2 separate regions of the Mus musculus genome follow, and region 1 is linked to region 2. Evidence: chromatin loops called from intact Hi-C (ENCODE). Cell type or tissue: left cerebral cortex. All regions are shown on one strand. Links, peaks and the distances in the headings refer to the core of each region. The heading gives the core; the rest is flanking DNA.

What was found. Hi-C counts contacts between places; a loop is a spot of excess contacts. Peaks named below come from ENCODE experiments on the same cell type or tissue, not always from the same donor. Only the 100,000 strongest peaks of a DNase experiment are listed, where the experiment ranks them.
Region 1: a loop joins it to region 2, with 10 times the contacts of the local background. A loop is called at or near these places in 2 of 42 quality-filtered maps.

Annotation. Positions count from the first base shown.
Region 1 is chr11:92,402,970-92,408,346 of GRCm38, forward strand. No RefSeq gene overlaps it. Among named protein-coding and RNA genes, the nearest start is that of Gm25113, 500 kb to the right of the region's middle. In left cerebral cortex, for the core only: a CTCF peak has its summit at 3,027 (motif pointing right); a DNase peak (open chromatin) is centred at 3,034.
Region 2 is chr11:93,097,259-93,102,635 of GRCm38, forward strand. Car10 (carbonic anhydrase 10) reads left to right here and starts at 1,108. Exons shown (of 10, transcript NM_001361708.1): 1 at 1,108-1,464; 2 at 2,388-3,028. The coding sequence starts at 2,968. In left cerebral cortex, for the core only: CTCF peaks have their summits at 290, 505 (motif pointing left), 2,029 and 4,056; DNase peaks (open chromatin) are centred at 351, 815, 1,030, 1,935 and 3 more places; H3K4me3 peaks cover 4,908 bases; H3K27ac peaks cover 3,697 bases.

The sequences.
Region 1 (5,377 bases), core at 179-5,178, 690 kb before region 2:
CAAGTCCACAAAATAATAATTTAAATAGTAATTAAACATAAGGATACTCATTGTAGTGAATGGGGTTGAAAATTTACCATTCTTGAAAGCTGTGGGCAATATTTATAAACACGTGTTTACATAGATCTCTTACAGTGCTAATCCAGGGATGACTGACCAAAGAAATAAACTTAGAGCAAATCATCCCATCTTGCAAATGTACTAGTTGTGGGGTCCTGGGGGCGGGGGAGTTGCTTCAGGTATCTGAATGTCACAGTCCTCATACAATAGATATCATGGCTTTACCCATGCTAGTTAGCTTAGATAAATGAGTCAACAACTGTGAAAGACCCAATGGAGCTCCTCAAATACAGTGAACTTGGTGTGTATGTGTGTGTGTGTGTGTGTGTGTGTGTGTGTGTGTGTGTGTGTGTTAGACGAAAACCTAAATATTGAGAAGTTAGTCAATTAAAAATGAAATGGGGGTAACTTCCATGTGTTTATAGAATGTGATACCACAGACCATAATTGAGGAGGAGATGCAGTTATGAAATTTCTCAATATTAGTAATGAGAGAAGCTTTCTAATTTACACCCAGCTAATTAAACCAGAGAGAAAATAAGAAAGAGAAGCATCTGAACAAAGTGAAAGATAAGGAATAAATTGTCCAAGACTGATGCTTGCAATTTGGATATACTGGCAACAAGTTGGCCTTCTGCAGAGCTGAACATTATAGGGAATAAAACCTACTGTACCAAAGCCAAACATAGCTAAGAGTTTGGGCACTCATTCCTAGCAAGATACAAAGACCGGGTAAGGGCTAGAAGCTGCATTAGGAAACTACCACTGACTGTCCTAGACATTTGCTAGTAGCCAGGTATGAAGTGTTCATGTACGAACTGAGGCTAGAGAATTTTGTTCTACCCACAACCCTGGTATAGTCACAAATTTTGTGACCAAAATGTTGATTGTATTGAATGGCATAGGGTTGGGTTGTCTTATTCAAGGGGATCAGAAAATTATCAACTCTATAGTCAATGTATAATTCAAGAAGTTGTTCTATCCTGACAAATTCTTTTGTGCTACCCTGGAGTGTAAGAGGCATTTGAAAAATGGTCCATCTGTAGCTCTTGTGTCTGTGAGTTCCCTCTTATGTATTTGCTGTCTTTTGGCTTGCCCTTGTTTACTTGATTTAATTTTTAAGAAGACCCAAAGATCTTATATACTCCATTTGTTAGGATATTAAAATGTAGGAGACATAGGCTTCCCAGTGCTAGGCTAATAGTATTCTAGGCCATGACCATCTACATATTAGAGTTAAAACTCAGAAAGCTTCAGTTATGCCGCTGTTTGCTCACTATTGCTGTGACCAGGGAAACTTTTAGAAGGATTTATTTGGGTGTATGGTTCTAGAAGGATAAAAGTCCATCATTATGGGGAGCATGGGAGAAGCAAGGGAGAGGTATGGTAGTAGAAGCAGGAAATTGAGAACTCACATCTTAAACTACAATCATGAAACACAGAGAGTGAGCTGAAATGACTCATGTCTTCAAGTTCTCAAAGTCTATCTCTACTGGAGCATATCTTTCAACAAGGCTACTGTCTTAGTCAGGGTTTCTTTTTCTGCACAAACATCATGACCAAGAAGCAAGTTGGGGAGGAAAGGGTTTATTCGGCTTACATTTCCATACTGCTGTTCATCACCAAGGAAATCAGGACTGGAACTCAAGCAGGTCAGGAAGCAGGAGCTGATGCAGAGGCCATGGAGGGATGTTCCTTATTGGCTTGCTTCTTCTGGCTTGCTCAGCCTGCTCTCTTATAGAATCCAAGACTGCCAGCCCAGAGATGGTCCCACCCAGAAGGGGCCTTTTCCCCTTGATCACTAATTGAGAAAATGCCTTACAGTTAGATCTCATGGAGGCATTTCCTCAACTGAAGTTCCTTTCTCTGTGATAACTCCAGCTGTGTCAAGTTGACAAAAAAAACTAGCCAGTACAGCTACACTTCCGGAACCTCTGAATGCAGTGCTATAAACTGAGGACCAAGTGCCCAGATACAAGAGTCTATGCAGGACAGTCTCATTCAAATATTACAGATCTTAAGTACAAAAAAAAGCCTTCTACGAAGTTGGACTTGACTAGAGACTGCAAAGTCACAGCACTTTTAATACCTACAAGAAATAAAAGGGGGGGCAGAGAAAAAATAAGGGTGAAAAGGACAATGTCAAACTAAGGTCCTATGTGAGGAAATACTCTAAAATGAAGATTACTTGATGAAATTCTGTATCTGGTAGCTTTTCAACTTGAATTCCTGATTTAACTTTAATTTAACTTGAGTTCTTATAGCATGTCAATCTGATGGACAGGAATGATTCCCTGAGAGTGAAGTTTTAGCTTGTGTGTGCCATGTGAGTTGAACTCTTGTGTCAGTCTTCATGTCTTTAGTGCAGGCAACGAAATATGAGAAGGCCAGCTTATTTTAAAGACAACGCAAATAATACTTTAACGTTTATGTCTGCATGGACATGCATGCACACATGTCCACATATCCATCATGTGACAGATGATAATAAATGGAAAAGATGAAATCTGACTAAAAGAACAAGGAGAGCTGTGCTATTTAAAATGCAGGAGATGCTCTCTGAAGAGTTCCCACTGGAAATGTAAATTTTAGGGAAAGTTCTTTAAGGGAAAAAATGGAATTTATTATGATCGAAGTTAAAGAAATAGATACAAATAGAAAGTGGCTGAAGAGCAGAATCTTCACTGAGTAGAAAGTGAGATACCAGAATTGGAGCAGGGATGATGAAAAAGGGCAGGTGATGTTGAACCCTGTGTGCCATGCTGGGGACTGTCTTTCCTTTGAGTGACAAGACCAGTCATCAGATAATTTTAAGGAAGAGAACTGGATATCTGTCATCTTATGGATTTCAGGAAAAACATAAACAAAAGCAAAACAACAACAACAACAACAACAACAACAAAAAGAAGTAGGGTTTGTTTAATTGCTAAGAACATGGGTTAAGGTCTGTGGAAGTTCTGTGTCGGGAGGTGTCCAAAACCACAAGGGGGAGCTCTGGAGGCGATGAGCAGTCCACGATTTGGACTTTGATGCTAGATTAATAGGGTATTCTACTAATGCTTGTTAATACTGAAAAATCAAAATGCGCACACAAGAGAGAGAGAGAGAGAGAGAGAGAGAGAGAGAGAGAGAGAGAGAGAGAGAGAGAGAGAGAGGGAGGGAGGGAGGGAGGGAGGGAGGGGACTATCTTGCAACAGAATTGCCCTTGCCCTCATAAATTGTTCAATCCCGTTTTCCACAGTTTTCTGAGCCTTTGGCATAGGGTTTAGAGGGTAGATGTATCAATTAGGGTTGGGTACTGCCCTCCATCAAGTGTTCTTTGAATTTTAAGCAGACATGTATTTATTTAATGTTCTCTGCTGCAGAAGGAGGCTTCATTGGTGGGTTACAATTATCTATAATGAGATAGGACTTAGAGGATTTGATGGGTCCAAGAGAGGGGTAGAAATTATACAAACACAGTGGTCATGTATGATAATCTCAAACAAAATCATTTTCTTTAAAAAAAATCACTAATTATATTTTTATAAAAGAACCACCCACCATAGTGAAGCTGAATTAATGAATTTTATATGGAATGAGAGAACACATTTTAAAAATTAGGGTAGACAGAAACAGAATGAGAAAGACACTTGGAGTCAACCACAGGCCTCCACTCATATGCATATACATTATACCTACACCCTCCACACACACTACATAAAAATATGTTTCAAAAATACGTAACTTCAAATGAGAAGAAAAGGCAATACATTATTCCATCCTTTAGAAAAGAATATATATATATATATAAATATATATATATATATATATATATATATATATATATATATAATATCAAAGAAATGCACTTCTACTCGTGTGGTTGTCTGATAACAGCGGAGTCAGCCCTTCTGGAGGTATTTGGCCCATTGTCCTCTCACGTGTGACAGCCTTAGAAAGGCATCTGAGTTGGAGGTTTTATAGGCACAGCCTATACCTCAAAACCTGGAGAAACAGGATCTACCCTGACGTCACAGATTCTTCACTTCCATAGACTTGTTTGATTTATCACTTTCCAGCCAATGTCTGTCAGGTACATGAAAGTGAATAATAGCACAGATTCCCTCCTGTTCTTTGTGAGAAGAATGAACTAAATGCGTTGAGGTCTGAAATTTTATGGACTAGGAACCCTACAATCACTCAAGCAGGATATGGTTAGGAAAATGACCCACTATTGAAATGCTAATGATCACCCACAAATATTACATCCTGCATGAATCATGTAGAAAAAGTGCATTTTAGTAGGAAACAGTTTGCTTATTCAGGGAATATATATTACTTTTATATGTCTATATTGGGTAGTGTATACTAGAGAGATATGATGAGAGAATTAAGTAATTCATTTCAAAACAGCATGAGAATATATAGGTTTCTAACACCCATCCTACAAAGATTATTTGAAATACACTTAAAGACATATGTACAGAAGTCTTCATTTATGTCTTTTTTCCTTATTACTTTAGTTAATCATTATCTCATTAACATTACACTAACTGTATGTGTATATAATCCTAAACAGTGTATGATACGATTTATCAATTCATACATTACATGCAGATATAATAATTTATATATTTCCCTTTTGGATATTTTATTTTGAAAAATATTCTCTGTTTTTAGATGCCTTTCTAAGGCTGTCACATATGAGAGGACAATGGGCCAAATACCTCCAGAAGGGCTGACTCCACTGTTATCAAATCCAATACCTTCATTTAAAAAGCTACACAGTGAGGCTGAAAACATAGTTGAGGAGTTAAGAGCACTTGTTCTTTTTGAAGAAGACATGGTCCACTTCCCAGTGCCCACATAGTGTCTCCCAACTGTATATTACTCCAGTTCCCGGGGATCTAATTCCCTCTTCTGTCCTTTCTGGACTTCAGGCACCATGTACTACACATATATTCCTGCAGGTAAAACACACATGCATGTACAATTAAAAAAAATACCTTAAACAGCAAATAAATAAAATGTTGTATAAAAATTCAATGTTTATATTTGCTCAATGAAAAACTATCCAACCTCAAAAAAGAAGAGAATTCCATCATTAGTAAAAGCATGGATAAACTATAGTTTGTACTGTCATGTAAAATAAACCAGAAAAAGACATTTGCCATGTGATCTCATAGGTGGTAAAACATGAAACTCATAGCAACAAAATGTAGATTGCTGGTTAGTAGGAGCTGTGGTCAGGAAGAGAATACATTGACATCAACCAAAGTCTCTAAAATTTCTGTTTGGAAGAACCACATGATTAATGGTACAACATGGCAACTGC
Region 2 (5,377 bases), core at 113-5,112:
ATCCCTTTCATGCAGTCTACTTTCAAGACACGGAGACAAACACTCCCCTCTATGTTTCCCAAATGGGCTAATTCTCACCGTCTCTGATTCTATTAATGTTCTCAAGTCTCAATGTCTTTCCTGCTGAGTCTCAAAGTTCTCTACCTAAAAAGCATGGATTTATTTCATCCGAGCCTCGATTTTTAATGCGTTGGCCACCTGGAGTCCTTGGCTGTCGTCTCAGAGGGGGGAAAAAATTCCCTCGGCCACACCTCCTTCTTAAAGAGTAGGCAAGACTGCCAGCGGTTCTTTTTTAGGATCCCCGGAGGCTGCAGAACCGCACACTCTGGTTTCTGCAGTCAGCTAGCTGCTTTCCTTCCTCTCTCAGCGCCAGCCCCCACACCCCCACTGCTCCCCTCCGGGTCTCATGACGCCCGACTTCCCAGTACAGAGAATCTCTAGACTTCCTAGACTCCATTCAAGAATCCGGGGAGCCCTCTGGTGTAACTACTTTGGCTCTTATGCCGCACCCTTAGATGCCACACAGTCTGGATGTTCGCTGTGTTTGCTGCATCTACTGTGCAGATCAAAAAACATGGTTCTTTCCCACCTTCTTCCTTTCCACTTCTCCACTCTTTCTATGCTTATTAGATCGAGGCTCACAGTGAAACAGCTTCTAAGCATCAGCAATTTAAAAGTACAAAAATATTCCCTGTGGGTTGTGCGTGTGTTTGTTGTGTGTGTCCATCCGCGCTTATGCAAAGCCTCCCAACGTCACACTTGGGTATCCGGACAAGCTTCTCCACAAACCCCAGATCTTTCCAGGGATTCCCTCTGCCCTGCCCTCTTCTTCTTCAGCACCCTTAAAAGAGGTAGGTCTGGGGCTTTCCGCCAGCCACTCCTGCCTTGATAGACGCACACAAATCTGCTGCAGTTTTTCCTTCCCTGTTCACCCCTAGCCCTTTTAGGCGAGCAGTCCGGAGCGCAGGATTTCCTAGCATTTACCCTGCATCCGCACTGCATTCCCAGGCCGCCCTTCCAGGGCTAGACCTTCTGCAGACCCGGCGGCTCCGGCTCCGCCTGGGTGGTGGGTGGTGCTCTCGCCGCCCCCTCCTTCCCCTGGGGCCCGAGAGAGCCGCGCGCTGGGCAAGAGTGCGCGCGCGCCGGCTTGCTGGGGGAAAATCTCCTTCCCTGGAAGCTGCTGAGTGTCGCTGACCGAGAGTATCCCGGGGTCCATCAAAAGCCACCAAAGCGTTTGAGAGCTTTTCTAAAGAAAAACGGTGAAAGAAAAACAAGAAGGGAAACCCGTTTCCCGGGAGGCCTGGGTTTCCGATGGTATCGGATTCTCCCGTAGCTGCTCTGATAGGGATGCGGTTGGCGGCCGCTGGTACCCGGACTTAGAGTGTCCGTTGCGAGAGGAGGGAGGTGAGGGACTTGCGGGCAAGAGTTGCACCTGATCAGGGAATCTGCGAAGAGAACTGTGGGGTAAGTAGCTTTCTTCTGGCATCCGAGCAGGATGGGGGCGGGGGGGGGGGGAAGGAGGGAGCAGGAGAGGGACGAAAAGGAGAGGGCAGGGAATGGATTATGAAAGAAAGAAAGAAAAAAAATCCTTCAAATTCCGCTGCAGAGGGAATGAGCACAGCGCAGTCCTTCCAAGATGAGTCCCGCACGGCTTTTCTGTAGTGAGCGAACAGCCGAGAAGTTCTTTTTAAAGAAAAAAGAAACTCCAAGCTCCTGGAGGGGAAGCGGGGCAGCCGGGCGGGGCGGAGTTCCAAGGCTGGCGCCTAGGGTCCCGGCCGAGGCAGTGGCCTGAAGTGCTGACTCCCAGCTACTGCTCCTTATGTCCTCGCCGCCCTCCCCGGGACGGACTTTTTGCCTCCGCCCCCGGGTGCCTGGCCGCCCCGCTGACGTGGGGACTCCGGGCGGCCGCACGGAAGCTCACCTGGCCGAGCCTTCTCCTTCCCCTCCTCCTCGTGCTCCCGCCCCCACCTGCCCTCCTCCTCTCCAAGTGGGAAGGCGTCGGGATCCGTAGGCGAGGAAATAACGACCCCTGCAGTTGCATTGCGGAAAATCTCGGCGGCGGTGCTAGTTGCGGGCGATGGAAGCGAGGCAATTGCGGGGTCTGGGGAGCCCTGGAAAATAGCAGAAAAGCGGAAAGCGCGCGTGCAACGAGGGGGAGTCAGTGAGACTCCCGACGCACCCCAGTCCTGGGAGCCTAGCCTTGGGCTCGGCGTCCTGGAAGCATCGCCTGAAGCCAGCTTGGAGGCGGCAGGCGGCTCGAGGACTTGGGGAGCAGGGAGGGTCAACGGAGGCAGCTGGTGACCTGTGTTTGCGGGCAATAATCCCCGCTTCTCTTTCTTTCTCTGTGTGCGGTGTCTGCTCCTCTCTCCCCACCCCTCCGGAAGCAGGAGAACTGGCCTGATCAGAGACAGCAGTCACCCTTTGACCATGCCCCGGTGAAGGGGGGCGGACTTCGAGGGCAACTTGTCGCGGACTACCTGGGCTCAGCTAGCCTACGGAAAGAGAGCAAGAGCCCAGAACTCTACAGCTCGGCCCAGCGGGGGGCTGTTGTCTATGTCTTCTTGGGGCGCCCGGCGGATCGGGGTCTCGGTTTTGCAGGAAAAGCCCAGTGCTGTTGGCTTCAGGTGGCTGCCGCCGCCGCCACCGCGGTCGCCGCAAGTGCCATTTCTGCCACTGGTGAGAGGAGCAGAGATACAAGAGAGGGGAGACCTCCGAGGCAACGAGGCATCGGACATGTGTCAGCACATCTGGGGAGTACATCCGAAGAGCCCGAGGGGAGATTTGCCGAAACAATTCAAACTGCGTTATTGATCTTGGGGGTGCCTGTCCCTGGCCGGCTGTCGGGTGGGAGCGCGAGTGTGCGCTCTCTGGAGAGAGTGTGCGTGTGTGTATGTGTGTACCGTGTCGGGCTCCCCCCTTCCCCCCTGTTTTCCCGTCGAGTGATGCACCTGGAATGAGAATCAGAGGATGGAAATAGTCTGGGAGGTGCTTTTTCTTCTTCAAGCCAATTTCATCGTCTGCATATCAGGTACGGGACGTGCTGGGGTTGCTGGCGGGGTGGTGTGTTCTGTGGTGGTGTTTAGAATGTGTGGTTATTATTATTATTATTTTTATTTTTATCGTGTGCAGACTTAGGGCGGGAAGCAAAGAGGTGGCACGGGCCTTTTTCGTTCTGTGGCTTTGCTATCTTATGAATCAAAGACCTTCTAAGCCCAAGGGTGTGTGCACGGGCTTGTGTGTCCATATATGTGTGACTCTGTGTGTGTGTGTGTGTGTGTGTGTGTGTGTGTGTGTGTGTGTGTGTGTGTAGGTGTGTGTAGGTGTGCCGCTATGGGTAGGATCTTTGTAGCGTCCTGGAAGGGAGAAGGGATGGAGACTGAAAATGAGGAGGCAAATGGGTGTTGATTTTCAACTGCTTTCCTGGCTGAGAACTCTGGCGCCGAAATCTGAGCCTTGGTATCCCCCACCCCCAACCCCTGGCTTCCAAAGTTCCCAAACTCAGTGGTTCCTGCTGGCAAAATAGATGCAGAGCCTTGGTTTGGTATCTAGGCGCTTTAAAGTGACTGCAGGAAGATGCGAGACTGGGGAATACCCCCTACCCCTCCATCTACCTTCTCCAGGTGCTGAAGACTGTATCCTGGTGTCTGAAACCCAGTGGCATAGCCCTCCCACCGCAAACACACCTGAAACAATACAGTATTAGAAATGCTGCTTTAGATTAAGGTCTTAATTCCCAGTAGCAAGAATGTGCTGGCTCAGTTGCTGATCACAGGCTACTTGTGCCAGCTTGTGGCTCCCCCCCCCCCCCCCAGGGTGGGTGTTGAGGTGACTAAGGCAGGGTTTGTGCTTGCCTGTATCTTAGTATCCTGTGTTGGGAGGAACTGTCATTTCCAAGATGTATCTTTCTTGGTGCAGGAATATAGGCTTGGAGGGAACTATGTAGACATTTCCCAGTCCTTTGGCTCCTCCCATCGACCAGCACCCACTCCCTTGCACCTGCCATTTAAGCGCTCAGGGTGTAGCCCATTTGCAGTTCTCTCTTCTGCCTGCATTCCCTCTGCAGAATTAGGGACTGAGCCAACTTCCCATGAAGTCTCCATAGGTAGATGAGCAGGAGCCCTGCCTTTTTGAGCAGATATGCTTGGGCAGCTTTGGAGTAGGACAGGTTTCATGCCTCCTCCTTTAGTTTTGCCAGTCCCCACCTCCTAAATCAGATCTGAGTCTGGCTATTAAGACCCCCTTCTGTCTTTTCTTTACTTTGGACCCAGTTCTAGATACTGCTGTTTAATTTCAATCTCCTCCAAAGACAGAATGGGACTCTGTTTATGTGAAATCATGTTTGGAGCTTGGCCACCCTACTAAAACACATGCCATTGTAATACTTTAGAGAGTTATGTCCATATAGTAGACAAGAGAAGTCTGAGGTCATTCCCTTTTACACACAGTGAGAATTCTTACTTTACTGCACACAGTAGGAATTCTTACTCTATTGTACTCTGTCTTCCAGTATATTGAGGTGACTTCTGAGGATTTGTGAGCCCTATGACCAGGGATAGACTGGGTGGCATCTCACAAAACCATATTACACATCTTCTACTGTGTTGCCTCCTTTCTCTTGTTCCATATCATTCCACTCCCTAGAAAATATACTTTTACTGCCTCTCTCTGGTGTCATAATCATTTTCAGAAGAGCTACTTGAGTTCCTGTAAGACTGAATAAAGCATAACATTGGGCGAGGGGCTGGACTTCCTTAAGAATCCTATTAGACCCCAACCTCAACCCTTAATCAGGTCAGGCAATGAGATGGGGGGGGGGGGACACACATGCTGAGCAATAGTCTGTTTTTAGCCTCAGAGTTATTAGTGGGATACCTGTCATGGCTGCATTTGATTTGGTGTGTCAGCAGCTAAATTATTCAGCCAGAAACATGAGGAGGAGGTTATTTCCACCCCAGAAGAAGTGTGTATGGAGCGTGTGGCCTCTCACATGTATTTACCAAATAATCATCATTGCGATGTAACAAGGAGGATAAAAGTGTAAGCAAAACCAGCAGCTATTAACCAGACAGAAAACTAGGCTTCCACTCAGAGTGCTCAGCTAGGATCTGCATGGATGTGCACTTCGTGTGTAGGCAAAGAGGCAGCAGCGCGTGTTTATACTTCGCACAGTCGACTTCAGAAGCCCCCTTGGCCCCTGCAGCCAAGGGGTTTTCTTCCTAGCAGCACAGCTCCTTCTTTGGTGAAGTTCATGTATGTCTGAATTATGATTAGTGAGACAATCATGACTCACAATTGCCACAGTTTGGGGACTTCAGCTCTTCTCTTGCCATCTGACAGCCCGAGGATGCGCAGGAATGGGAGGTGCTGAGGTTGAGTA